Regions from separate parts of the Homo sapiens genome. Here region 1 is linked to region 2. The links are chromatin loops, found by intact Hi-C in ENCODE. Cell type or tissue: ascending aorta. All regions are shown on one strand. Each heading gives the region's core, and the rest is flanking DNA. Links, peaks and the distances in the headings are about the cores only.

Region 1 (16,323 bases), core at 8,324-16,323, 58 kb before region 2:
AAAATAATTTGAAGTTGAGAAGGCCTTCCTAAGCATGGAACAAAACTCATAAGGCATAAATGGGAAGTATTTATAAAATTCACTCCATACTATGTAAACTTTGTATTATAATTACAAAAATAAGCAAATAAGTAAAAATATTAGCTATTATCTAAGCTACTATCTAAATTACACAAATAACTCATAGCTACTAAGTTACTATCTAAGCTACTAAGTTATACAAATTTATATTTTAAATCAATTTGAGAAAACATGATAAAAATGAGTTAAACATAAAAATAAAAAAAAGCTTTAACATGGCAAAAGATGTGATAAATAAAAAGACAAATGAAAAAATGGGAAAAACCAATTTCAACTTATAGTACAGACAAACAAGGGGTAAATATCCCTAATATAGAATAGAAAGGGTTTCTGAAAATAGGGAAAAAACAGGCAAACTGTCCTGTAGAAAAAGAGAATTTGCAAATAAAGGAATACAAGTATCCCTTAAATGCGTAAAAAGATATTCAGTCTCACTCATAATAGGAGAAACACAAATTAAAAGTGCACAAATAAACACAAGTATCGAATTGGTGACTTAGTCACACGGAGAGAAACCATTTCAAGGGACTATAACATAGTTGGCTCACACATCTAGAATAGGTTATTCTAGAGACAAAAAGAACTAGAAAACAGTTTTCAGTTATCATATTATTAGTAATAATTATAATTTACTGTTATTTTGAAAATGTTATACAAATAGTAGGATAAAGCAAATACTTACATTACTGTCATTCGAAAATCAAGATTTTTAGCAACAGAGAAGAATTTAAATACAAAATCAATGAAGTTAGATAAAAAATATGTGATCATTGATTTAAATTAGAGTTGTCAGTATTAACTCATGATGCATTTTTGGCTTACAAAACAAAAATACCAATTTTGCAGAAGCAATCTCCAACCCAGTAGCAATGAGTATCTCTAGTACCCACATTACTAATAGTCTAAAAACTATCCCCAAAGCCTCCTTGGAGGAATAGCTAATTCCAGATCTGGGGCAAAAAAATATCCAGGATGATCCTAAAATATCTTATCCTATTGGGAAGTAAAGAAACTATCAAGGACTACTGACCTTCTGCGGACTTCGGACTCAGGAGTCAATTTGGTAGAAAATTTGAGCATCAGACAACAACAACAACAAAACTGCCATTGCTGAAATTCTCCCTCCTCCAAAATTTAAAATCCATGAGTTCATAATAATATTTGCCCTCAAGGGAGGGAAAGACTCATTCATTGGTCAACTCAGAATCAACTAGGTTGATTTCATATCTTGGCTATTGTAGATAACGTTGCAATAAACATGAAGGTGCAGATGTCTCTGATATAATGAATTCCTTTCCTCTGGATAAATTCTCAGTAGTGGGATTACTGAAACATATGGCAGTTCTATTTGCAGTTTTTTGAGGAACCTCCATACTGTTCTCCATAGTGGCTGTACTAGTTTACATTCCCACAAACAGTGTATAAGAGTTCCCTTTTCTCTGCATACTTGCCAGCATTTGTTATGCTTTGTCTTTTTGATAATAGCCATCCTAATTGGGGAAGATGATACCTTACTGCCGTTTTGACTTGCATTTTCCTGAGATTAGTGATGTTGAGCATTTTTTCATATTTATTGGCCACTTGTATGTCTTGTTTTTTTAATTTAATTTTTATTTTTTTAAGAGATGGGGTCTCACTTTGTTGCCCAGACTGGAGTTCAGTGGTATGATTATAGATCATTGCAGCCTTGAACTCCTGCCCAAGCAACCATGTGCCTATGCTCCTGGCAAGAGTAGCAGCACTGTGGCCTCAATCCTAGTGAGCTAGTCTCCAGGTCAGCCAACCCACTGTGTATACACATAAGCCCTTGGCCTGTAAAACAGCCTGGTGAGCCCAACACCAACAACACTGCTGCCACAACCTCTCTCAGCCTTGGCCACTGAGAAATTTTTAAATGCCACTAGTGTGGATTGTAGCTGAAGAAACTACACAAAGACTACACTGCTAAATCTACCTAGAACAAAGGCCAACATATCCCACCAAACTGATACCCCACGACCCATTCATACAAATAAATATTTCCTGACAAATTCTGGTTATTATATTATATTATATTAGCTATTATAGACAGGATTTGCCTTCTTGATTTCTTTTTTGACTAGTTTGTTGTTCATGTATAGAAATACTACTGATTTTTGTATGTTAATTTTGTATCCTGCAAATTTACTGAATTCATTTGTCAGTTCTAAGAGCTTTTTGGTAGTCTTTGGCTTTTTCTACATACAAGAGCATGTCATCTGCAAACAGGGAAAAGTTTACTTCTTTCTTTCCAATTTGGATGTGTTTTATTTCTTTCTTGCTTAATTGTTCTGTCTAGGACTTACAGTACTATGTTGAATAAGAGTGGTGAGAGTGGACATCCTTGTTTTGTTCCAGTTCTTAGAGGAAAACCTTTCAGCTTTCCCCTGTTCAGTAAGATGTTAGATGTGGGTTTGTCATATATGACCTTTCCTTCTATGCCTAATTCATTGAGAGTTTTTATCACTTTGGGATTTTTGTTTGACCATTTGATCAAATGCTTTTTCTGCATCTATTGAGATGATCCTATCATTTTTATCCTTTATTCATTGATGTGATGTATGATGTTTATTGACTTGCATATATTAAACCATCCTTATATTCCTGGGATAAATCTCACTTGATTTTGACATATTATCTTTTTAATGTGTTGTTGGATTAGGTTTCCAAGTATTTTGTTGAAGATTTTTGCATCCATATTTATTAAAGATATTGGCCTGCAGTTTTCTTTTTTTGTTGCTGTTCTGTTCTTACCTGGTTTGGGTATCAGGGTAATGCTGGCCTCATAGAATGAGTTAGAAAAAATTCCCTTTGCTTCAGTTCTTTGAGATAGTTTGAGAAGAATTGGTATTAATTCTTGTTTAAAGATTCGAGATAATTCAGGGGTGAAGCCATCTGTCTTAGACTCTTCTCTTTTGGAAGACTTTTTTTTTTTTTTTTTTTTTTTTTTTTGAGACAGAGTCTTACTCTGTCACCCAGGCTGGAGTGCAGTGGCCCGATCTTGGCTCATTGCAACCTCTGCAATGAGGTTGCAGTGATTCTCCTGCCTCAGCCTCCCAAGTAGCTGGGACTACAAGTACATGCCACCATGCCCAGCTGATTTTTGTATTTATAGTAAAGACAGGTTGTTGGCCAGGCTGGTCTTGAACTCCTTACCTCAGACGATCCACCCACCTCGGCCTCCCAAAGTGCTAGGACTACTGGAATGAGCCACCATGCCCAGGCTGTTGGAAGACATTTTATTACTGATTCAATCTTATTAATTGTTATTGTTCTACTCAGGTTTTCTATTTCTTTTTGTTCAATCTTGGTAGGTTGTATGTGTACAGGAATTTATCCATTTCCTCTAGATTTTTAGATTTAGTGGCATATAGTTGTTCAAGATATTTTCTAATGATCCTGTATATTTCTGTGGCATCCATTTTGATGTCTCCTTTTCTTTATCTGATTTTATTTATTTGTGTTCTTTTTTTTTTTTCTTAGTCTAACTAATGACTTGTTGGTTTTGTTTATCTTTTCAAAAACAACAGCTTTTTGTTTTGTTGATGTTTTGTGGGGATGTTTTTTCTCGATTTCATTTATTTCTGCTCTGATCTTTATTATTTCTTTCCTTCTACTAATTCAGGGTTTGGATTGTTCTTGCTTTTCTAGTTCCTTGAGGTGCATCTTTAGGTTGTTTATTTGAATCTTTCTAGTTTTTTAAATAGGTATTGATTGCAGTAAACTTGCCTCTTAATACTGCTTTTGCTGTGTCCCATAGGTTTGGGTGTGTTGTGTTTTTTATTTTCATAGTTTTAAGAAATTTTTTTATATTTCATTCTTAATTTTTTTCTTCACCCATTGGTCATTCAGGAGCATGTTGTTTAATTTTCATGTATTTGTATAGTTTCAAATGTTTCTTTTCTTATTGATGTCTAGTTTTATTCTATTGTGGTCACATAAGATACTAGATATGATTTGTTTTTTTTAATTCAGACTTGTTTTGTGTACTAACACATAGTCAATACTGGAGAATGTCCCATGTGCTTATGAAAAGAATGTGTATCCTGCAGGTGTCAGGTAAAATGCTTTGTAAATATCTGTTAGGTTCATTTGGTCTATGGTGCAGCTTAACTTCAGTGTTTCTTTGTTGATTTTCTGTCTAGATTATCTCTCACAATGATGAGAGTGAGATGTTGAAGTCACCAACTATTACTGTATATGGATCTCTGTTTTACTTTAGATCTAATAATATTAGCTTTATATATCTAGGTGCTCCAGGGTTGGGTAAATATTTACAATTGTTATATTCTCTTGCTAATTGGTCCCTTTACTATTATCTAATGTCTTTGTCTTTTTTTGCAGCTTTTAACTTGAAATCTGTTTTGTCTAATACCAGTATAGCTATTCCTGTTCACTTTTGGTTTCCATTTGCATGGAATACCATTTTCCATCCCTTCACTTTCCGTCTATGTGTGCATTTACAGGTGAGGTGAAATTCTTATAGGCAACATATAGTTGAGTCTTGTTTCTGAAATCCATTTAGCCGTCTATATCTTTTAAATAGGGAATTTAATCCATTTACATTCAAGATTATTATTGATAGGCAAGAATCTAGCTCTTGCCATTTTATTGTTTTTTGGTTCTTTTGTATATTCATTGTTCCTTACTTTCTTTCTCATTGCTTATTTTTGTAGGTGGGTGGCTTTCTGTAGTGATAAGGTTTGATTCCTTTTTCTTTCTCCTTTGTGTATTGGCTCTGCCAGTGAGTTTTATAGTTTTCATGATAGTGGTTTTACTTCCAGATGTCAGACTCCCTTGAGCATTTCTTGTAAGACTAATTGATCTAGTGGTGATGAATTCCCTTAGTTTTTGCTTATCTGCAAAAGATTTTATTTCTTCTTCATTTCTGAAGGATAGTTTTGCTGGGTGTGATATTCCTGGCTGGCACTTTTTTTCTTCTAGCATTTCAAATATATCATCCCATTCTCTCCTGGCCTGTAAGGTTTCTGTTGAGGAATCTGCTATTAGTCTAATAGGCATTTCTTTATATGTGACTTGATGCTTTTCTCTTGCTACTTTTAAAATTCTTTCTCTGTCTTTGACTTTAGACAATCTGACTCTAGTGTGCCTCAGAGAGAACCTTTTGGGTTGAATCTTTCTTCTTTGAACTTCCTGGACCTGGATGTCCATATCTCTCCCAAGACTTGGGAAGTTCTCTGCTATTATTTCATTAAATATATTTTTCTCAACTTTTCCATGCTCTTCTCCTTCTGGAATGCCCATTATACAAATATTTGTTCACTTAATGGTGTCTCATAAATCCTGCAGCCTTTCTTCATTCTTTTTTCTTTTTTCTTCTTTTATTTCTGTCTGCCTGTGTTATTTCAAATAATCTGTCTTCAAGTTTAAAAATTATTTCTTTTGCTTGGTCTAGTCTGCTGTTGAAGCTGTCAGTTGTACCTTTTATTTCTTTTTTGAATTCTTCAGCTCTAAGATTTCTGTCTGGTTCTTTTTTATAATATCTCTTTGTGGAATTTCTTATTCAAATCATGAATTGCTTTCCTGATTTCATCGAATTGTCTATCTGTATTCTTTTGTATCTCACTGTGTTTCCTTAAGATTATTATTTTGAATTCTTTTCTGACATTTTTATATATTTCCTCTTGATTGGAGTCTGTAACTGGGGAATTCTTGTTTTTATTTGGAGATGACATGTTTCCTTGCTTTTTCATGGTTGATGTGTTCTTGTGTTAATTTCTATGCATCTAGTGGAAAAGTCACCTCTTCCAATTTTAAGAATTAGGTTTTGTCAGGAAAAATTTATTTGTATGAATGGGTCTTGGGATATCATTTTGGTGGGATATGTTGGCCTTTGTTCTAGGTAGATTTAACAGTGTAGTCTTTGTGTAGTTTCTTCAGCTACAATCCACACTAGTGGCATTTAAAAATTTCTCAGTGGCCAAGGCTGAGAGAGGTTGTGGCAGCAGTGTTATTGGTGTTGGGCTCACCAGGCTGTTTCACAGGCCAAGGGCTTATGCGTATTCACAGTGGGTTGGCCAACTTGGGGACTGGCTCACTAGGATTGAGGCCACAGTGCTGCTACTCTTGCCAGGAGCATAGGCACATGGTTGCTTGGCCAGGCTGGGGGTGTGCCTACCCGGAGAAGCTTGTAGAGTTGTTTCTCAGGTCCAGAATGCAGGCAGACAGCTGCTTGGTCAGTCTGGGGACATATGTGTTAGGGGCAGCCCTTAGGGCTATTTCTCAGGTCTAGGATGTGGTAACACAGCTTCTCAGCTGACCTGAGTGCATGACTGCTGGAGGTGACCCAGGGGGCTATTTCTCTGTCTTAGAACACAGACATAAAGCTGCTTGGTCAGCCTAGAAGCATATCTGCTGTGGGTGGCCCACAAGGCTATTTTTCAGGTCCAAAAATGAGCACGTGGCTGCCAACCTGGCCTGGGGACTTGTTTGTCAGGGGAGCCACGAGGCTGATTCTCAGACTCATGCAGGTTGCTGCATGACTGCTTGGCTAACCTGGTGGTATTTCTGCAGGGAATAGCCCACCAGCACTGTTGTGTAGGTCCAGGATGCAAGCACAGGCATGAGGCTGTGCCCACCAGAAGCGGCCCATGGAGCTGTTTCTCAAGCCCAGTACATGGATGAACAGTTGCTTGGCTAGCCTGGAGGCATGCCCACCAGGAGTGACCTGCAGGACTGTTTCTCAGGCCCTTGTTGGGGATGCAGGGCCATTGGACAGTCCAGAGGCTTGTCTGTGGAGGGCAAGGTTGCTACAGGGCTGTTTCCAGATCCTGGACGCATTTCCACTCCACTGGCCCAGAGGCATATCAGCTGCTTGGAGGCTTAGGGACCACTTCTGCTTAGGATAGGGTATGCAGCAGTTTGGCCAGCTCAAGGGAGGGAGTCACCCTGGGTGGGACTGCCAGACCATTTTTTGGCTGGAGGTGCAGCAGTAGAGGTTGGTTTATTGGCTGTGCAGGACCAGAGTCACAGCTGATTATGGGCTCTGGCTCCACACTGCTGGTGTTGTGGCATTCAGTCATCTGTGCGGACTTGTGGAATGAAGCTGGAGCGCCAGTGCTGGAGAGGTGCAGTGGCTGCTCGCCCCTAGAGCAGGGTACATTCAAGGGGTGACTTTGATCTCAAGATGGCACTGTGCTGAGCAGCTTGGTTCACAGAGGCTCGAGGGTAGATAGGGAGTACACACCTTGTGCTCCTAATCTGGGGCAATGCAGCTGAGTGAATCCCCAGCAGCTCTCCAAACTGGGCTCAGGACTTGTGAGGACTGCAGAATTTTCCTGTTGTAAGGACTGTAGCTGTCTGCAGTATCAATGAGGGCTGGTGAGGATCTTCTACTTCCTTTCCCATGCAACAGGAAGTCCCTCCTATCTCTGGGCCAATCTGATCTAGGTGGAGGAGACAGGGCTGCAGACACCAGGTACCTCCACACTGCCCTCCTAGACTTCCAATCACCACAGGTGTATCTCCACTGTCCCTCTGTACTCCAGCACTCTCCCTTCAACACTGCAGTCAAATTTTAGCTGTGTATTTCTTTCCTTGGTTCTTTCATGTGGGGTGAAAGAGTGCCAGGCTTCTCCAGTTAGCCATCTTGCTCCCCTAAATCCATTCTTTTGGGAATCTTAATGTGAGTCAGACATGACTGAACTCCACTGGGCCAATGCTGAAGGACCATCCCAGCTCCAGAATTTCCCACAGGAGCTGAAGCTTCTGTTACAACTGCACTGCCATCTAACTTATTCTGATCAGCTCTGGGGCACCAATGAGCTCAAAGAGTACAGGAACCTTGTCTATCTTGCTCATTATATCCTTGGTACCTGGGAGAGTACCTAACACATACTAGGGGCTCACTTAAGAAGTGTTGGATGAATAAGAAATGAAGTACCTCAACCTGTCAGGAAAGAGCCAGACCCCAAATGTCCTAAGATAAGAAGGCATCTTTGTGGTATCTTGACAGTCGAGCAGCCAGTCTTGCCAACACCTTTAGAACTTAAACAGGACGAGACATGGTTTGTGAAGTACCTGTAACAATACTGGGCACATAAAAGGCCTTCAAGAAAGGTGTCTCCCTCCCTCTCTGCTCTGATGACCCTGTGTACTTGGCATTATCTCACCATGTTGGGATTTCGGTTGTCCTCAGTTTCCTGGTGGGAAAGAGACTATGAAACAGAGTTTGCATGCAGGAAGTTTATTAGGGAGTGCTTTCCAGAAAAATGGCTGCTCCGTTGTTGCTAGGGTTCTAAAGTCATTTGGGCTGCCCTTGGCAATGCCCTATTATAGCTGTAGATATTCAGCAGTTTTCAGATTTAAGCTGGAGGAATCACAACTTGCTTTATCACATCAGGAACTTTTCCAGGAAGAAAAAATAATTATATCTTTGTGGCTATGTAGTTTTAGGGTGACCTATCACAGGAAAGCACTTGACCACGGTTAATTATTATGTATTGAAAACATGTTGCTTACCAAAGATTTTAGAATATCTTTTTTTATTAAAAACTGATTAAATTTAAATTTATTTTTTCTTTTTGCAAGGAGAAAGAATAAAAGTAAATGACTCATTAGGACAAGGAATGCATGCAGCAAAAAAACAACTAATGCGGCTGAGCTCCACTAGGAATAGAATCCCAGGAGACCTGGCAAGAAATTGCACTCCCTCAAGAGTAAGTCTCAAAGGCTGGAAAGCAGTGAGGTAAGGGCCCTGAGCCGAAGCCAATTAGTACTCGGTAAACAAATCGGATCATTTTGCTTTCTGCCTAATTTCAGGCCCACCTTCGGAGCAGCTCAGATGAGAGTTCTTAAGAGAAGAAAAAGTTCAAATTCCCATAGCAATTCAATTTACAAAGTGGCTTCTATTTGATTTGTGGAGGAACGGCCTGTGTTTTGTTTTGTGTGAAAGCTTCTGAATGGCAATTCCAAAAAAATGTGCTGAGTCATGAATCCCTAGGGAAAGAAGATTTTGACAAGAACAGGCAAAAGCTGCGACAATTATGTGATTAGGAATAACAGAGGCTCATTATTCTTCCAAATGAAGCCCTTTAATGCAAACATTAACCCTACACCTGTTCCCGGAACACTTGATGCCTCCCTCAGGTACAGAGAAGCAATACATTTAAGAATGACAACGACAAAAATAATAGCTAATATTTTATTGGACATCTACTACATATCAGGTATATATATTGGGAATCTTATTTAATTCCCACAATAGCCCTATGATGTGTTTTATAAATGAGGAAACTGAGGCTCTGAGAGGCTAAATAATTCGCTCACAGTCACCTGGCCACAGGGACTGAGATAGGCAATCTGGTTGTGGAATCACAACCTTAACAAGTATGTACACTGCAGTCCCAAGTATTATCCATGTATTCATAGAGCTCTGATCATTTTAACTGAGTGCGATTAAACTCCTTCCTCAAAGAGGGATTTTACTGACATCCTTCATATACAATTGACTATATAGCAGACGGTCCCAAGATATTTTTTTCTTTTTGAGATGGGGTCTCATTCTGTCACCAAGACTGAAGTGTAGTGGTGCAATCTTGGCTCACTGCAGCCTCCAACTCCTGGGTTCAAGTGACTCTCCTGCCTCAGTCACCTGAGTAGCCGGGATTACAGGCATGTGCTACCACACCTGGCTAATTTTTGTATTTTTAGTTGAGATGGGGTTTCACCATGTTGACCGGGCTGGTCTCCAAATTCTGGCCTCGAGTGATCCACCCACTCAGTCTCTCAAATTGCTGGAATTACAGATATAAGCCACTGTACCCCGCCCAAGATTGTTACTAATGAAGGAGAAAGTGCATGGCACTGCTAATGTAAATCATGTATTTTATGTGTTCAATATAATATTCCTTCTAAGTAAAAGAGAAAATGAGATGTCCTTTGTTTCAAAATGGAGCTCCCCTTTATGTCCTGGAACATCCTGAGTTAGGATAATTCTATACCAACTGCTAAGCACCGAGGCTACCTAAGGTCACTGGACTGGTTGGCTGGCGTAAATGTTTGGTCATGACCTCCCAGTACTGGAACTCCTGGTTCTTGGGAACTGTTCCTCATGAGCCCTTTAAAGGTCGGTGGCTGAACCTTCTTCCCTGCTGACATGATTACCCTACAGAAAATTTTCTCTGTTCACTAAAGGATTGGCTTTAGAGCAACCCTCCTGGCCAGGGCTAATTTCTGAACCATGTTAGAAATTAAAGGGTTTACTTTAATTTCTACAAAGAGAAAAATTTTGCATTTTGATTTTGGAAATTACTTATGCTTTTATAATATGTTGTCCATAGTATTATGACAATTATGTTTTAGATCATAAAATGAGGGTCATAATCTCCATCTCACAAGGTTATTATGAGGGTTAAACAACATAAGCTTGAAACATATTAAGAATTCTATAAATTATTATTAAGAACTAAGACCTGCAGAGTACTCTTTACCACAAGAGGTAAAGCTGATAAACTAGCTTTTTGGAAGGCAATGGTAAAAGTAGCTAAGCATTTTGAATATGCTTTTGTCCAATAACCATGTTCCAGAGTCTGAATTATGCCAGGTAATTTATAGTTTTACATTCAAGTGACATGTCACTATAATTGGGTGGAGAACTAAGAGGAGAAAAAGCAACCAAACTGATGCAAAACAAAGAAAAATATTTTATTGTAACTTAAAATTCATCCCCTAGACAACAGATAACGCCCACATTGGATGTTATTTAGCAGACATAGTGAAGATGCCTTTGGACAATTATCAGCATTGATGAATATGAAGATGTCACATCAAAGTCAAACTTTTTCAGGTTATTGGGTTTCCTGAACATAACTGGCAAAAAGGAACTTTCAACACAACAAGTAGTTTAGTTTTTTTTTTTTTTATGTCACTTATTTTATTTACTAACCTTGACAGGGACTAAAGAATGAGGTACAGAAAACTTTCCAGAAGTCTGAGTGTGGTGTAGAAGTCCAAGACAACTTGGAGCTCCATTATTGCATTATTAAGTAGAATGAACTGTTATGAAATTCTCCATATTCCAGGTTTACTACATAGAAAAGTACTATTTACCTACCTCACAGAGGTATTGTGAGGATTTGTGTTTATAAAGTGCTTCAGGCGCCTTCGAAGAAAGGCAACATACAAGTATAAAATAATCATACAAATTTCAAAATAAATGAAAAGATGATTTTGGCACAATGGGAAGGGTGCCTCCTATTTAAAGAACACTTGGCTATTGGTTTATAAAATCCCCTGACCTCTTGGGTTTTAAAAAAATTATTATTTAAAAGAATAAATGTTTTTCCATTGCCAATCTTATAAAAATTCTCAATCCAGGCTGTGTTATCAGAATCACTTGAAGAGCTCAGTAAAATTATAGATGTTTGGGCAACAGCCTACACCAGCAGAATTAAAAGTTCTATGTGTGATACCCAGGTACCTATATTTTCAAAAAGATCTATAGGGAATTCTGATGCATACCAAAGTTTAAAACCCATTTCTTTAGAAAAAAAATCAATGTATTAAACATTGGAGTTTATCCCAAGGACATTTTTCTTAAGGTTAAATGCAACTGCATAAGGGTATTAATTTCTTATTGCCCTTTTCCATTCCCATATCCCATGCAGACTTAGAGCATGCATAGCACACACACACACACACACACACACTCACGTTTAATTCTGCCCTTGAATTATATTTGATAGTGGTAAAATCTGATAGTAGCAAATAAATGCTTCACTGGGAGGATATGCAAGAACTTGCAGCCCATCCCCACTGTGCCCAAAGCAAATGGATGTTTCCCATTTGCCAGAACGGAATGATTGAGAAATGTGTTTCCAATTTGGAAACAGGTAAAATTAGCACTTCCCAGGAAACATCAGCTGAGTGGATGGCCAAGAAGCAAAAGTGAGCAAGGTTGGAGTGGTCAACCATGAAGAAAGTCTACAGTGACTACTTCTCCATTTGGAGTTCACCCACATCTCAGCAAATACCTTAGGAACTGAAACAGTTGCTCAGTGGGTACCAAACAACATGCGAGTACTTCAGTGAGGTAAATAGAATAATGAAAACTGGTGACTGTAGGTTAAAATATATTTTTTTAAAAAATGACCAATTTGCTCCACTGCAATTCTTAAGGCTGTTTTAGTCGCCACTTTAATTTCCTGGCTGGCTTGAAGTCTTCTGTTTACTAGCAAGTCAAACATAGAGAAGAGAATGATTTATTTCCTAGTGGGCTTCACACATATCTTATCATGATGCTTGCATCACTTTTAAAATAGGAGCAGTCTCTCTAGGTGCCTTGCAGTGGATTAAATGGAGTCGGCAGAGAAATTATACTTCTTTACACAGAGAAAGCCTTCTGAGGCTGGTCAAACTTTTTACAATGTTAAGAACTAGTGAATAACAGCAAAACAGAATAGTCCCATTGATGGTGTGGGGAGGAGAAATAGAAAAAAATACGAGATAGAGGCTACGCATACACTACATAAAAAATAGGATATATAAAAAAAAATAATTCATTCAGAGTCAGTCATTGTGAAATTTTGCTATGAGAAAATAGTCTTGACTCTAGAAAATTTGCTTGAGAATCTGTTAAAATATCGTTGCTATATGGTATAAAATAGCAAAAATAGTGTCTTCCAATATTCTTCTAAACATTAGAGGCAACTTTGTACAAGAAAGTTGTTGGAGCTGGCTTGGGGAGTTGCTTGTTGCATGTATCCCAAGAGGGCAAGGCTGCCAGCAGCAGAATAAAACCTCCCAGCAGGACGCAGAAGCCACTAAAATAAAATGCAATATCATAGGTCTGGGTCCAGTCATAAAACCAACCTGAAAAGGCAGTAAGAAAAAAAGTAAGTTTCATGGAAATAGTATGAACATCCATCCCATACCCTAATTATATCAGTTTTATATATAGTTATAATTAGTATATATATTACTCCACTACTTCCAGCGTGGTTTACTGGGAGTTAGAAGAAGAGAATCTCTCAAATATTTGGATAAGAATAAGCAGGCAGGCTGGGTGCGGTGGCTCACGCCTGTAAACCCAGCACTTTGGGAGGCCGAGGCGGGCGGATCACGAGGTCAGGAGATGGAGACCATCCTGGCTAACACGGTGAAACCCCGTCTCTACTAAACAACAACAACAAAAAACATTAGCCGGGCGTGGTGGCAGGTGCCTTTAGTCCCAGCTACTCAGGAGGCTGAGGCAGGAGAATGGCATGAACCCAGAAGGCGGAGCTTGCGGTGAGCCGAGATCACGCAATTGCACTCCAGCCTGGGCGACAGTGCAAAACTCCGTCTCAAAAAAAAAAAAAAAAAAAAGCAGGCATTTTGAGTTTCTCCCAAATAAAGAGCGAACACAAATCCCAGAGCATGCATATTCGCTTTCTCAATTATATCAAAGCAGTCTTGAATAAATCATTACCATGAGATGTTCCATGCAGATTTCTTTTGTACAAATCTGTGCTACTATTACAATCTGGACCTCTATATCTGGAGATATGACAAGGAAGAACAGTAAAATGGGATGATTTTAAGATAAATATCTTACCAACGATGGGTGGTCCTAGGCTATTTCCAAGTCCAGCAAAGAACATTAATATCCCATAGGCATGGGCTAATTTTTCAATTCCCACAGTCTTCGTGGTCACATATGGAAAGATGGACCAATTACCAGTAAGAAACCCTAGGATCCCAGAAAGCAACGCCAATGTGACATAGCTTTTGGCAAATGGAATTGCACACAAGGCTAGGCCCATGATGATTAAGGTAGCAACATAAAGATACAAGGTATTAATCCACTTGAAGTCAGCCAGTATCCCTAAAAGCAGTTTACCAACTGCTGTCATAATGCCTATAATGGAAATAAGTGGCATAATAAACTCTTCTTCTTTCACGTTTGAACTTCTTGCTACATCTTCCATAAGTAATGAAGGTGGAAACCCTCCGATGTCAAAGAGTAAGATAGCAATGAAAAGGGCTGAAAATACTTTGTTTTTAAAAAGAGCCACAGTTTCACCACAGTAGTTTTTATATAACTGCCACTTCCTCTTGGCAAGCTGTTTGCAAAAATATGTCTGTTCTGCAACTTTCTTTTTGTACGTTTCAGGCTCTTTTGTGTGTGTCACTGTGGGGTTTTTATGAAGTAGGCTGTCTTGTTTCCAGTCACCATTGGCTAACGTGATCCTGCATTTTTCCTCACTACTGTAGCTCTTGTCAAGAATGTTTATGTTTTCTTCCAGATTCTTTCCTTTTTCATTGTAAATGGAGTATTTATCTGGTAGATCTTCTGGAGCTATTTTTTTAGGCAAAGGACAATCAGAAGATTGGAGGGGTCTCATCAGACTGCCACAGGCTAATATATTTAAAGCTAAAGCACCCACAATCAGCAAGCATCCATCCAGTCCATAGAACTCAACCAGCATCCTCTGCAGAGCAGCATATATGAAAAGGCCAACGCTTGAACCTAAAAAGGGAATGGGAACTGTTCAACCTCGTAATCTGAGGCTCTCAGGATTAGAATTTGTAATATCACAATTCAATTTATTTTTTATACTGGCATTTATATGTAACTTCATATTAAAATCATATTAAGAAGATAGAAGATAACAATAATAACAATAATATAGTAATACTGATAGAACATTTAAGAATTAGAATTTGCAGCTCAGACACTGTTAAGCACTTTACATTGCACGATCATGTTTAATGCTTTTACTGATCCCATTGAGTAGGTCCTATTATTATTCCCAATCTAGAGATGAAGTGACCTAGGGCTGGAATGGTTGAGAAATTTGCCATAGATCAAAAATCTGTAAAGAACATAAATAGGATTCACACTCAGTCAGTTTGAACCCAATAGCCCATATTCTTAACAAGTATCATCGGCTGGGTGTGGTGGCTCAGGCCTGTAATCCCAGCACTTTGGGAGGCTGAGGTGGGTGGATCACGAGGTCAGGAGTTCGAGACCATCCTGGCCAACATGGTGAAACCCCGTCTCTACTAAAAATACAAAAATTAGCTGGGCATGGTGACACACGCCTGTAGTCCCAGCTACTTGGGAGGCTGAGGCAGAAGAGTCGCTTGAACCCAGGAGGTAGAGGTTGCAGTGAGCCAAGATTGCACCACTGCACTCCAGCCTGGTGACAGAGTGAGACTCCGTCTCAAACAAGCAAACAAACAAACAAAAAAACCCAAAAACCAAGTATCATCATGAAACTATTTTCTTTGCACTTATTATGTGCCAGGCTCCATGCTACATATTTATTCCAGAAAAGTAAATTTTCATATTTTACTTTTTAAAAATAGTATATTGCAGTTTAAGGATATTTATAATGGCTTGATAGTTCAAATCCATTGCTGAATCACCGGAATGAGTGAGTCATCCTTTTCATGCATTAATACAATTATGAGAAAAGTAGAATTTTTTTAGGGTATTTAAATTACAAAGTATGCTGGTTTATACATCTATGTAACACTGTGAATAATTCACCTTTTTAGCACTGATCACACTAAACACAGAGGGTTGCCAAGTTATGGTAGCCTAATCAATTGGTACTGTTCTCATCTGGTTCTGATTTCAATCTTTAATAAACTGAGCATTTTTAAATGTAAATGTCATTGGGAAATGTCATGTGAAAAATCAGGAAAAAAATAGTCTGAAAAGGTTGATCATATGTTTAAAATGGTCAGTATTAAATTACATTATAATCTCATCAGGATGCCAATAGGACCAAGCTCAGAGGCATCACTGATTGCATGGATATGATTGCTATAAAAACCCATCTAATAAAACAATTCTTCCAAATAGCCAAATGGCTCTGCCTTAGAGTTGTAAGAAAATATTTTCTTTGGGACCTCAGTTGTCCCTTCTTAACATTTTTTAAAGTTAACCCCTTCATTCCCAAAAGGAAAAAAAACTTTGCATGCAAATATTAATGTTTCATGTTAATGTAATGGCAACTAAAATAGTATCTTTTGGGACTGCTAAGAGAGTATCTCTTTGCTAACTACTGAGAAGTAATAACAGTAGACAAATGTAACCCTTTCCTTCTCTCATTAAACGTGGCATATACTGTAAAAGTTAAAAACGCTACAGAAAACACACTGACAGAATTAAAAACAGCAGGGTGACCTCATGTACTGCATTAGTACCCATTAACTATAAATTTGTGATTTTTGCCTATTTCTTTGTACAGATTCTAACAAAGTGTCACATCA
Region 2 (13,579 bases), core at 1-8,000:
TCTTGGAAAGCCATGATGGAAAACAATACAGTGGTTCCTCAGAAAAATTAAAAATGGAACTACCATATGATCCAGCAATCTCACTATATACCCAAAGGAAAGCATTATATTGAAGAGATAGCTGCACTTCCATGTTCCTTGCAGCATTATTCACCATAGCCAAGATATGGAATCAACCTAAATGTCTATAAGTGGATGAATGGATGAAGAAATGTGATACACACACACACACACACACACAATAGGAGACTAATTCAGACTTGAAAAAGAAGGAAATCAGTCAGGCGTGGTGGCTCACGCCTGTAATCCCAGCACTTTGGGAGGCTGAGGCGGGTTGATCACCTGAGGTCAGAAGTTCGAGACCAGCCTGGCCAACATGGTGAAACCCCATCTCTACTAAAGATACAAAAAATTAGCCAGGCATGGTGGCACGCACCTGTAATGCCAGCTACTCGGGAGGCTGAGGCAGAAGAACTGCTTGAACCCGGGAGGCAGAGGTTGCAGTAAGCCAAGATTGAGCCACTGCACTCCAGCCTGGGTGACAACAGCAAAACTCCATCTCAAAAAAAAGAGTGAAACTCCATCTCAAAAAAAAAAAAAAAAAGGGAAGTCAGCTGGGCACAGTGGCTCATGCCTGTAATCCAGCTTGGGAACCATGGCGAAACCCCATCTCTACAAAAACACAGAAATTACCTGGGTGTGGTGGCACACGCTTGTAGTCCCAGCTACTCGGGAGGCTGAGGTGCGAGGATCACCTGAGCCTGGTGAAGTCGAGGCTGCAGTGAGAAGAAAGAGAGAGAGAGAAGAGAGAGAAGAAAAGAGGGAAGGAAAAGAGGGGAGGGCAGAGGAGGGGAGGGGAGAGGAGGGAAGGGAAGGGAAGGGAAGGGAAGGGAAGGGAAGGGAAGGGAAGGGAAGGGAAGGGAGGGGAAGGGAGGGGAAGGGAAGGGAAGGGAGACTTGAATCTAAAATTGTTGAACTCAGAGAATAGAGTAGAACCCTGGTTACCAGTAGGTAGGGTTGGGGTGAAGAGATGTTTGTCAAAGGATACAAAATTTCAGTTAGATAGGAGCAATAAGTTTAAGAGATCTATTGTGCAACATAGTGACTATAGTCACTATAGTCACAATTTTGAAAATTGTTAAGATGGTAGATTTGAAGTGTTCTCACCACACCAAAAAAAAAAAAAAAACAAAAGATAAAAATGTGACGTAATACATATAGGTTAATTATGTTGGTTGGGCCATTCTACAATGTATTACTGTTTCAAAATACTGTGTTGTGTGCATCATAAATATATACAATTTTTATTACCTAATTAATTAGGGGTTTGAAAGATTGAGGTAAGGAAGTAAAACTTGAAAATGTGACCACATCTCTGTAGTTGTCATCCTCTAGCTTGAGTTGCATGGCCAGATCCACCCCAGACCACCATAATGTGTCCTGATAAAGATTCAGACACCAACCAATTCACACCACCTTTTCAGACTCAAAGTCAGAAGCCAGAAAAGATTTCCTAATGTCTTGATCTACCTCCCCATATCTTTGGCTCCTCCCAATGCTCTTCCTATGGATATGAAGGATACCTGTTATTCCACTTGCCTACACAAAAAATGGAAGAAACCAGTAGGGATGTTATTAGGGGGTCGGTGGTGCTGAAAGTCTGAGTTGTTGCAAAATTGCAGGTTAAATTATTTTATCTAATTCCTACTTGCGAGGACTTTTTTTTGATGGTGGAGGGAGAGCGGGACTGGTTTCTGGCAATGATATGGGTACTAACCATGTTTTCTGCATTTACATATTTATTATTAATTATTGCAACAGATAATAGAAAATGACTTTACTCTGCATTTGGTCCAGGAAAGTGGAAGGGTTTTCCTATTAGAAGTTTTAAAAGAAGCTATAATCATGCAACAAATAATCATCCTTTCTCTTCGGAATCTTCTCTAGCTTCCTCAGCCCTCTGCCTAAACCTGCCTGAAGAATTTCTCGAAGCTGAAGCCAACTCAAATATAAGAAACTGTTAGGGCATACCGATTTACAGAATTTGATGGAACAACGGAAAATCCTGGGTGCAGGGAATGGGAGAATCCACCTTCAATATGAACTGTTATTCAGTTAATTCAAGATTTTTAAAAAACACATCAAAACTGTAGCCTAGAAAATTGACCAAAAATGTTATATCGAATAACTTACTATATAAGTAATATATTTAGCGTAAATCCTGACTAAACTTCGGGGATAGTTTGTGTTGGATAGACTAGGCACCCAGAAAACAAGGTAAAGCATTGATTTGCTTTTGACAGCCAAGTTTGTTCGTGGTTATCAGCTCTCTGGAAAGCCTCTGGGCGCTGCTGAAGCCAGAGCAGGTTACCTAGGGCGAACCAAAGATGGGGCATTAAGCACCAAGTCCTCCCAAGTGCTGGCTGAGGGTCCAGGTGGGCGCGGTGCCGGTGCCTCCTGCGGCGGTGGCGAAGGCTGGGCTCCCGCGCTCGCCCAGGGCTGCCGGGTGGTGCTGAACCTGGCGCCAACGTGCAGAATCCGCCGGCCCTGCGCGCTGCGCTCCACGTAGGTCAGGAGTACCCGCGGCGCCCCATTCCCAACCCTCCGGGGGCACCTGGTTGCTCGCGCTCCGGACCAAGGCAGTTGGAGGCCTTTCGGTCCTCTGGGAAATGGAGGCCCACCTGCATCACATGCACCTCTCCCTGCTCTTCCACCAGCAACCCTGGAAGCTCTCTGGAGTCCAGAGGCAGCTCTCTGGGGGGCCACCGTACCACCCCCAGGACCCCCTCCCTCTCTTTCAACTCCGTACAAAATGCCGCCTTCGGATTCCCGGGAAAACTTGCCCACTTTGTAGAAGCACCCCATCAAAAAGGGGGCGGCGAGGGGCGGGCGCACCGTGGACACTCGAAGCCCCCGGCACACACCCCAGACAAAAGCCCGGTTCCATGCTGCTCCACCGCCCCCTCCTACTGCTCCGAGTCGGAGTTACTTCTTGCCTCTAGGACGCTGGGCAGCAGGGGCTGCTGCCCACCTTTGGAACCCTCCCCGCAAGCTCCAGCCCTTTACCTGAGTCCCGGCCTCGGCGGGGCCTCCGGTGCTCAGCACCCGGCTCAGTGCCCCGTGCGGCCGGGCTGGTGGTGTGGTGGGGATCGCGGCCGCCGCTCTCCCCTGCAGCTCCGGGCCAGCCGGGCGGCTATTTATCCGAGCCAGCTGCGGCCCCGGCCCCTGCCGGAGTATTAGGCAATCGGTCCCGCTACGCGCTGCCCCGGGAGCCGCCGCCCTCTGCCCCCACAGACCCGCAGCGGCGGCGGCCACATGGAGCTGGGGAGCCGGCCCCCTTCTCTGAGCTCCACCTTCTCTTTCGCCTTCTCCTCCCCGGGGTTTTCCCTGCTGTCTTTTTCTCCCTTGTCTCTCTTTGCGGGGCACCCCGGCCAGTCTGAACCGGTTGTGACTGCGCGGGTGGTTGGGGGAAGGAGGAGGAGGAGGCGGAGGAGATGGAGGCGGAAAAGCGGGCGGTAGGGGCGCTGCGCCTGCTCCCGCTGCTCCCGGCCCGGCCAGGAGTAGGGAGGGCACTGCCCGAGCCGCGGCCCCGGCCCTACCAGGCCTGGAGCCACCAAAGCCACGAGAGAGGTGGGCGCCGTCGGCCAGGCGCCCTCTCGGTGCGCACACACGCGCGTCCCCAGGCGCCGCTGTGCCCCCGCCGCCCACCACGTGCCCTGGCCAAGCCCGCCAAGGGCCGTGCGCGTTTGGGGGGAGCCGGGGTGTACAAATGAATGCGAGTGTTCCTTGGTCTCCCTGGCTCCCGGGGCCGCTGGCGCCCTCCTGGCCGGAGCTGTATGCTCAGCTGGCAGTGGTCCCGGAGAAACGGGCACCAGAACTTTGTGGAGTCCGTGATCCTGGGAAGTGAGGAGTGAGGATGCCAAGTACAGTCCTTTGTGACAGCTCCGCGGGAAAGGAGGGCGTCCTGCGGTGCACACACACACACACACACACACACACACACACACACACACACACACACAGGCTGCTTCTAAGGACGTTCAGTCTGTCCTGCAGTTGAACTGCACTAACAATACTACCATTGGCAATACTATCTTTGGTAATGGGCTTGCGCGCAGAGATGGATGGCTGTTTTATCCCTCAGTCACTGCAGCAGCTGGGGGCTGTCCATAGGTACCAGTGGTTCGCCGGCCGTGGGAAACCTCCAAAGTGATATGCACTTTTTGTGTTCCTCTGTGTTTTTTCTGGGAAGCCGCACCACACTTTCTACTTCTTAAAGGGGACTGCGGCCATCAACCACCTTGATGAGAACTTCCTTTATACACTGAAGTGACAGGTCCTGGCCTAGACGAAGACTCTACACCTGGCAAAGGGTTGGTTTCAGAAGTGCTGATCAAGCTGCTGAGCCTCTGTTTCCTTGTCTATGAAATTACAAGAATCTTGCCTGTATCATGGAGTTTGTGTGAGATGAGAGTTTAAAAAACCTGTGGAGCCTAGGCAACCATGTCATGTTTTCTTACAGCACAAATGTGGTGGAGGTTCAGCCCTTTTGGCCCCCATCAGTCCTTTCTACTCAATTTATTGACTTTCAGGTTAGAGTGAAGAGAATGACCACTGCTAGTCAATAGTATTTTGTTTTGTTCTAAGAAGGAAAAAGAGAAGAGGGGAAAAGTAACAGTGAGAATGAGAGCAACATGGTCCCAAGAATAAGTTCTGGAAGGAAAAATGGAGAAACTGTACTGTCAACACCATAAAAAACTTACTTCTAAAGAGGCAAGGGAACACAATAGGGGATTCTTAGGCTGTATTTTTTTACCTGGTTTATGGTTACTCAAGTGCGTTCACTTTGTGGTAATGCGTTGACCTATACACTGATAATTTGTGTTCTTTTCTCTATGTTTCAATAAAATAGTTTTTTTGAGATGGAGTCTTGCTCTGTTGCCCAGGCTGGAGTGCAGCGGCGTGATCTCAGCTCATTGCAACCTCCATCTCCCAGGGTTCAAGCAATTCTCCTGCCTCAGCCTCCTGAGTAGCTGGGATTACAGGCACGCAGCACTATACCTGGCTAATTTTTGTATTTTTAGTGGATATGGGGTTTCACCACGTTGGCCTGGTCTTGAACGCCTAACCTCAAGTGATCCACCGCCTTGGCCTCCAAAGTGCTGAGATTACAGGTGTGAGCCACCGCACCCAGCCAATGAAAGGTAATTTTAGAAAGTCTGTCTTTGATTCAAATACTTCCTAAGCACCAGAGCACATGTTATCTTGATTGTTGCTCAAACCAATCAATGTATATGAACTTATGTTTTGGGGACAAGGAAATTGTGCCTGGAAAATATTCTACATCCACCAACTGGTTTCTGAAATTGACACATGCCTGTTATCACTTGCACCAAGTTTTCCCAGATTTCTTTTAGAAGAGTATATAGCCAGCACTTCCATTTCTACTCAGGCCAGCCCTTGCCTATCAACTAAGAACCAAAAATGAGCTTGTGCTCACACACAGGCATGCTCCCAGCTTTAGAGAGAAAGACTGGTTCTCAGGGGTCATAAACTCAGATGGCTGCAGGGCCAGGCTTCTAATGTAATGAATGAAGTGGCTAGAAGGGAGCTTGGAGGAATCAGAGAGCTAGAATCTTGCCCTGGGGCAGTAGACACTTGGCTAAGGGGACTGCTGCCAGGCTGGAATGTGAAAATTGCCCCCATCATCTGCAGGGGAGCATTAAGACATGTAAAAGAACTCAGAAATCTAGTTGAGTCCTGACACTTTACTTCCAAATGGAATTTGACCGGGAGAAGCTCAAGATGTGCTCCAGATCACCCTGGGGGTGAGGGAGGCAGATAAGTCAGCAGAGACAAAGCTAAAACCACCCCTCTATGCCCCCACTTTTTTCCATCCAGTGACAAAAAAAAAATGCAAGCTGTGCTTGCCAAGCGAGAATCAGATAAGTTAGATATTGCTGGCTTTACAGCTCTGGCCAGCATCTGCCCTTTGGGTCACTCTCCAGGCTCAGAAATAGTTTCAACAAGATGGAAAAAGGCAGGCTATTACATAAGCCAGATTTAAATGAACCCGGCTTTGGAAGAAAAGGAACCTGAGAAATGCTTTTAAAGAAAAGTTGATATAGAGGTGTCAACTAAATAAAAGAGTTCATTTTTTGCTTTTCATTGTTATTATTAGGTATTTATTAAGAACTTCATAATTTGTGAAATGTTCTAAGACTTCCCTTTCTTAAGCTATTTGCCACCTTAGTCCTTTAGAGAATGAGATGGAGAAATTAACCTAAAATTGTTCTTTGGTCCTTATCCCAGCATGGAAGCAGAAACATGAAACACAGAGGGCAGAGCAAGGTGTCATCAGGTCAGGGGAAGGTGGTACACTTGACCAGCACCTGAGTCACTGGTCCAGTGCTTGCCTGGCTGACCAGACTTTCCTCCCTGACTTACCACACCATTCAGGTTTCTTTTCTTTTGACATGATGTTCTTCTCCTGTTATGAATGACAGCATAGCTACAAAGACACTACACTTTGTGTTAAAAACAATTAAAGAAAACTGATTTTGTGGTTTTTATAGCAGTTGGCTTGGAGATCTATCTATAAACCATTCTATTAATTCCAATTTATTCTCTCACACTCTAACAGACAAACAGTCAGAAAATAATAAAAGTGGATAAATCATTCTCTTATGCTTATAGAGCTTTTGTTTAAAAGGACAAATTTTCAAATGTTAAAAGTGACCTTAAAGATACACTATATTGTATTTTTACTTGCAATTCTCCAGAATATCATTTCATATTTTCCTGCCTTTATCTTTCATCATATTATCTGGCTCAAGTGATTTTTACTTTAGGGGAAATGGGGAATATAAATCAATGGTATTGTTTTGTTTTGTTTTTTAGAGACATGGTCTTACTCTCTCATCCAGGCTGGAGTGCAGTGGCATGATCACGGTTCACTTCACCCTCGAATTCCGGGGCTCAAGGGATCCTTCACCTTAGCCACCTGAGTAGCTGGGACTACAGGCATGCACCACAACACCCAGCTAATTCGAAAAATTTATTTGTAGGGACTTGGTCTTGCCATCTTGCCCAGGCTGATCTCCAACACCTGGGCTCAAGAGATCCTCCCTTCTCGGCCTCCCAAAGTGTTGGGATTATAGGCATGAGCCACCGTGCCCAGCCTGGCTAAGTATTGTTATCTTCACTTTACAGATGAGGACACTGGGGTTCAGAATGGTTAAGTTACTTGCTGAGTCACTTGCTGGGTCAGTGATGGAGTGAGATTCCGAGCCTGATCTGGCTGATTGTTAAGCCTGTGCTCTTCCCAATCTACTTTGGAAGAATGATTCAAGATTGGGGAGAGCTAACAATGAGGACTGACTTCTTACACTAATTTAAAGCTTCACAAGAAACCCAAGAAGTAGGTTCTACTATTATCACCTGCCTTTTGCCAATAATGAAAATGAACTAGAGAGAAGCTGAATAATTTGCCCTCAATCACATAGTGAGAGGTGAAGCTGAGGTTTGAATCTTGGTGACCAGGCTACAGAGAACCCTGCTCTGAATTGTCACTCTAAATTCTCATGAAAGTGGAAATCAGAAACATAAAATTATACAGAATGTGCATATTCTTATGTATAAGGAAAATTAAGGCCTCATGAGGTTAAAGAGGTGCCCGAAGTTGGAGGGCACCAAAATGGCTGAGACAGAGGCAGACACAGGCAAAGTGAGTCCAGGGTCCACACATAACGTAGGACCTCCAGCTGTGCTTACCAAGCTTTATACCAGGCTCCAGCAGAGTGCTTGGCACATAGCAGGTTCTCAAAAGTTCACTGAAGGAGAGGAAGAGAAAATTTCTGCATCTGTCCAGGGCACTTTAAAGCCATTTCCCACATTTTAAATCCACCCATAGAATCTTATGTGCTACAAATTCAGTTTACATGATCTACAGTGTCATTATTAAGGAAGAAGGGCTTACTACCAAAGGCAGGGTGTGGAGTTCAAATATACCAACGGATCCAATTTCTTCTTGTGAAAATACAGGTGGAGTAGATGCATACTATATAAAAATAAACACAAGATGAGTGCATCAAATCTTTTTATGAAACAGTGCCAGTTTTTTTTAATGTGCTTTTGCCTAAGTATTTGATTTAGATGTATTACATAAAGTTTCAGACGGCACCAGTTTTTCAGTTCAAAGTGTTACATTTTAGCCTTCTTCTCTTCATTACATGATGTAAGAGAAAGAGCATGACTTTTACTCTATGTACAGGGTCCATCCTGCCTAAAATGTGTAGGTAGTCCAAAGACTTTGCCCACTGGTTCACTAAGTAAAAAATGTTTACTTGGCAAATATGGTCACCTTAGATCTATCTATTCAACAGGCTGCAATTTTGATTTCTTGGGAGTAATTTAGAAGATGGTAACTAATCCATGAAAGTAAAAGTTATACAGGAAAAAACATACCCTTGAGGAAAAAAAATATAGTCAAGCAGTTTCCTAACAGTTTGAACATAGACTGAAATCAATGCAGACAGAAGCAATCTAAAAGGATACATGAATTATCCTCTACTTACCCTACCCCCAGGCTGGGCTCACATAGAATGGTTTACTCATCTCTGTCCCTACCACCTACCACATTGCAGAGCTACTTACACTTTTCCATCAAAGTACTTGGGAGTTATTCCAAACCATAGGCAAGCAACTTGCTGTAGATATGAAATGTGTCCTCTGGTTTATGTTTTTTGTTTGTTTGGTTGGTTAGTTCGGATTTTTTTTTTTTTTTTTTTTGGCAGGGTCTCTGTTGCCCAGGCAGGAGTGCAATGGGATGATTTTGGTTCACTGCAACCCGAACCTTTTGGTCTCAAGCGATTCTCCTACTTCTGCCTCCAAGTAGCTGGAACTACAGGCAGGCAGCATCACACTCAGCTAATCGTGTGTATGTTGAGGGATGTGTAGACAGGGTCTCACTATATTGCCCAGGCTGATCTCAAACTCCAGGGCTCAAGTGATCCTCCTGCCTCTGCCTTCCAAAGTGCTGGGATTATTGGCGTGAGCCACCATGCCTGGCCTGCTTTATTTTGAAGATGCTTCTGAATCCTGCCTTCTCAATATCAATGTTTGTTTTTATATAGTTAATCAAACTATATGAAAATTTCGTTGATAGTTTAACAATTTAAATATTTATTATTTGATAATTTAACAATTATCAAATCACTGATAATTTAACAATTTAAATATTTAATATTAATAATTTAATATAATAACCAAAGCTCACATTTTAAAGAAATTACTATGTACAGTGTATTAGGGTCTGGGCAGGAAACAGGATTCATCCCAGATAGTCAAAGAAATCTTAAGGGAAAAATACTTTATAGCAATGTGGGCAGAGTCAAAAGAATAAATAGGAGGCACTCAAAGCTGAGGGACAGTGGGAAGCCTTTACTGCTCCTGGGGCTTCAGTGACAAAGGGAAGACCTAGTGTGCCCAGGGCCTGGGCTAGCAGCCCCTGAAGGGGGCTGAAATTGGGAAGGAAGGTAGTTTGTTCCCAGAGACAAGGCATCAAAATGGGTGTACAGCCAATACTCTCACCTCTCTCTCTGCTCTCAGATCTCTTGGTGGTGCCTACCCTTGACCAAGCCCACGCAGAAGGCAGGCATTGAGGGAGAATGGAATACTGCCCATAAGGGTTCAGCCTCCCAGGAACAGAGAGTCAAAGAGGGGCAGAAATTGGATTGGGATGGGGTGGGCTGGCAAATGAAGAATGACTAGAACCACCAGGCACTGTGCTAAGTACTTTACCTATATTATTTTATTTTCATAATGACAACCTTATGAGGTAGGTACAATTTATTCCATCCAAAAAATGAAAAAATACAGGTATGGAGATTAAACCCAGGCTGTCTGACTCTGGATTCTGTGCTCTCAACCACTACTATTTAACCAAGCTGTATTAAAAATAGCATTTTGAACTGAGTGTGGTGGCACATGCCTGTAGTCCCAGCTACTTGGGAAGCTGAGGGAGGAAAATTGCTGAAGCTCAGAAGTTTGAGTCCAGCCTGGGCAACATAGTAAGACCCCCCAACTCTAAAAATAAATAAATAAATAAATTTAAATGATATTTTAAAACTACTTACCTAATTAGAAACTACTTAGCTAGTGACATACATGCTCTGTGTTTGTCACGTAACTTTATCATCATCATCACTCCTATTTTAATAAATTTGCCCTGATTTCATCAGCAATTCTCCTATAGTCAGTCTCATGAATTTTATGTTGATCCTATTATCTTAAACCTTCTATCCTTTTCTTCAGTTCTGGAGATGTGCCTTATTTGTTATCTATAACATAAATTCCCATGTATGAACTACAAAATATACTGTCATTTTATTTATTCATTCATCTAATAATTCTTGTAGCCTGGGCATGGTGGCTCACACGTGTAATCCCAGCTACTCAAGAGGCCGAGGCATGAGAATCGCTTGAACCTGGGAGGCAGAGGTTGAAGTGGGCAGAGATCGTGTTACTGCACTCCAGCCTGGGCCACAGAGTGAGACCCTGTCTCAAAAAATAAAAATTAAAAATAAATGATATATCTTGTTTATTTTATGCCAGGCATCATATAAAACAAAGGAGGTTGCAATCTAGGAAAGAAGACTGACAGTAATACTAGAATGGGCTAACCACCCCAATCAGGGAACTTGTGCCATGTTAAAGAAACACAGAGTCTGAGGCACTGCTTGGCTTGAGAGGGAGGCATTCCAAGACAGAGAGGAGAGCATCTGCAAAGTCTTCATGGCATGAAAGACTCCCATGGTATGCTAGGGAATTACAATGGATTGTTACAAATGATTAAAAGTCAGAGTATTTGTGGGAAGGGGAAGGTAAACAATCATAGGGCTTTTGAATGCAGTTAACAGTTCCCATCTCTTGGCAGGATAGCATAAATTGGAGAACTTGGAAGGACCCACGTTCATTTAGAGATCTCATTGGTAGGGACTATGTATTCTCATGAGGACATTAATGAGCTCCATCCTTGCAGAGTTTTATTCAAGATTCAAAGTCCCAGAAGAAAGTGTGACTGGCCTGGTTTGGGCCATGTAGCCATCTCTAAGCTAGGGGAAAACAGGGCACTTTGAGAGTACTCATTAGGGGAGAGATACTTCTCCAAAAACAAACTGGGATGCTGACTAGCCAAAAAACAACAAATGTTCTCTACAATGGTTTAGACCATGGAAGTTCTCATCTCCATGTGAAGACTATCCAGCAAAGGAGAACCATTGCAACATTCTAAACAGAGGAATGACATGGTTGAATTTGTGTTTCAAGGTGATCACTCTTAGAAACCATGTCAGAGGGTACACTGACTGGGAAGGAGACTAGTTAGAAGGCTGATTTAATAGCTGAGGCAAAAGATAGGAAAACTTAAAATCTATAAAATTATAAAATGATATAGGGACCAATTTGAAAGATAGAGAATTACCACATAACTGGTAGTGGCTGTGATTAGTAGATAAAGGTCTAAGACAGTTTCTGGATTTCCGGTTAGAACTTAGAATAACAAGAACAAAGAATTGCTAGAAAGTGAGGGAAGTGTGCCTCACATTGCAGGATCCTCTAGAATAGTTCCAATTTCAAATATGATATCTCATCATTCCAATAACACATCAAAATTTCATGAAACTCCAGCATTATTGAATCTAAAATACATCTTCAAGATTTCTTTTGCAACTGGAAATAGTACAAAATTATTTTGTCAAATTCAGTTTCTTGATTTGTGGCTTGGAAAATATAATCATAGATCACTGAAGAGATGCAACAGAAACAAAAAATAGAAAACCTATGAGATACCAGTATATTAAGGAACGGTGTCTGGTAAAGCAAGGGCTAAAGTTTCACTGGAAATAGAACTGTCCTAACCAAGAAGAATGAGAAATTGATGATTAGGCTAAAGAGGTCTTAGGGAAAAAAAGACAATATCTTTTGGCAGTAAGAAGCTAACGTCTGTCAAACCCCAGGGGTACAGCTGGCTCAGATAGAAGCATGGCAATAGCTCCTTTATCCTCAACCAAATCTGTCACTGTGGATTTAGATTAAAAGTCATTATGTTTCCAAGTCTACAGAGAGGTATGGCCCATGGTACAAATACTTGGATCCATCACAAAGACTCTGGTACCCACCAATCTAAGGCTGAATTGATTGTCAACATCATGTACAATGATAATTATGGGCATTTCCTTTTATTGAATCTGGTTCTTCAGACATCTTTGGAGGCACAAAGAAGCTGCTTCTGGGTGTTTTAATTCCTAGGGTATTTTTTGTCTTGATTATTTCTTAGTCACATGTGGTCATGAATGCTCTTTTTGAGACTGCTGAATCTGAACCTGAGTCTTAGGAAAAGGGCCCTGGAGATTAGCAGGTGCAACCTCATATTCAATGTAGGATTTAATCTTCTAATTTTTCAGATGAAGAAACAGAAATCCCAAGAGGTTAAAAGAAGCAGAGGGCATATAGGACAAAAGCACAGACCCTGAAGCCCAAACAACCTATTAGCTTCTTAATCTTGATGAGGGTCCTTATCTTCTTTGTGCCTGTTTCATCATCTATAAAACAGGGAAAATAATACCTACCTCAAATGGTAGTTGTGAAGGTTCATGAATTAAACCAGAAAAAGTGTTCAGAACAGCCTAACACATAGTACGTAAGTTCTATATGAGTACTTGTTTTCATGAGTATACCAAAGAATCCCATGGCAAGTAAGGTTCTGAACCTATCTGTACTAAAGTTAAAGGAAGAAAATTCTATCCATTGACAAATTTACAATGACTAATGAACGGATGTCATATGCACTATCCTTTTCTCTCCATTACACAACTGGCATCTGAGTTATTCAAATTCATCCAAGAAGTTTCTGTAGTGACACGCAGGTATGGTAACCAGTTCAGAGAATCAAAGTCCAGCAACCAAAATAGTCTGAAACTTGGCCTTTTAATGTGAATTTAAATAGAATTAAATCACTCCTCAGGCATCACCCTCCTTCCACATCACATCAATATTTCTATAACTCGGGTACATCTTCTGTCAACTGTGGTCTTAATGAAGTAAAGGATTGGATTCTGCCTTCGATGTAATTCTTGGAAAGGCCACTAGTTCAACTTTTCTTTGGCTGGTCAAGATTATTTTTCAGCAGGTTCTCCAGCCAGTAATGTTATAATATACACCAAATAAATTAAGAAATGAACATTACTGTGAGGTGGAAAAATAAATACCTAATGGAACTCCTGTGGTGCTGACAACTGTAATTTGCAAAAAGTTTGACTTGTCAAGTGTGGCCCAAATGGCATATTTTATAAAAAGAAGTATGTAACTAATAAATACCCAAAGCAAAAAACTCAATATGCAAAGAGCTTGCTTGTGGAACATTAGCTATGATAATTATTTGAAGTACACAGTGTTCCTCCAACCCTGAAATAATAAAGTAACCTCTCAAAGTATAAAATAGCAAAGAAAATATTCAGCACTGCACACATGCCTGGCATAGAGTAGGTACCCAATGATTTAGTAGGTAAATAAATTTAAT

What was found. Peaks named below come from ENCODE experiments on the same cell type or tissue, not always from the same donor. Only the 100,000 strongest peaks of a DNase experiment are listed, where the experiment ranks them.
Region 1: a loop joins it to region 2, with 2.1 times the contacts of the local background. A loop is called at or near these places in 4 of 110 quality-filtered maps.

Annotation. Positions count from the first base shown.
Region 1 is chr10:59,640,021-59,656,343 of GRCh38, forward strand. SLC16A9 (solute carrier family 16 member 9) reads right to left here. Exons shown (of 6, transcript NM_194298.3): 5 at 13,655-14,569; 6 at 10,744-12,930. The coding sequence ends at 12,752. LOC105378319 (a long non-coding RNA gene) reads left to right here. Exons shown (of 3, transcript XR_945991.3): 3 at 8,650-8,758. Among named protein-coding and RNA genes, the nearest start is that of SLC16A9, 62 kb to the right of the region's middle. In ascending aorta, for the core only: no CTCF peak of the experiment used is centred there; no DNase peak of the experiment used is centred there; H3K4me3 peaks cover 421 bases; H3K27ac peaks cover 899 bases.
Region 2 is chr10:59,706,413-59,719,991 of GRCh38, forward strand. SLC16A9 (solute carrier family 16 member 9) reads right to left here and starts at 3,438. Exons shown (of 6, transcript NM_194298.3): 1 at 3,067-3,438. RefSeq lists an enhancer at 2,581-2,780 and silencers at 3,011-3,070, 3,211-3,280, 3,511-3,780. In ascending aorta, for the core only: a CTCF peak has its summit at 3,495; DNase peaks (open chromatin) are centred at 2,559, 3,379 and 3,859; H3K4me3 peaks cover 2,170 bases; H3K27ac peaks cover 3,077 bases.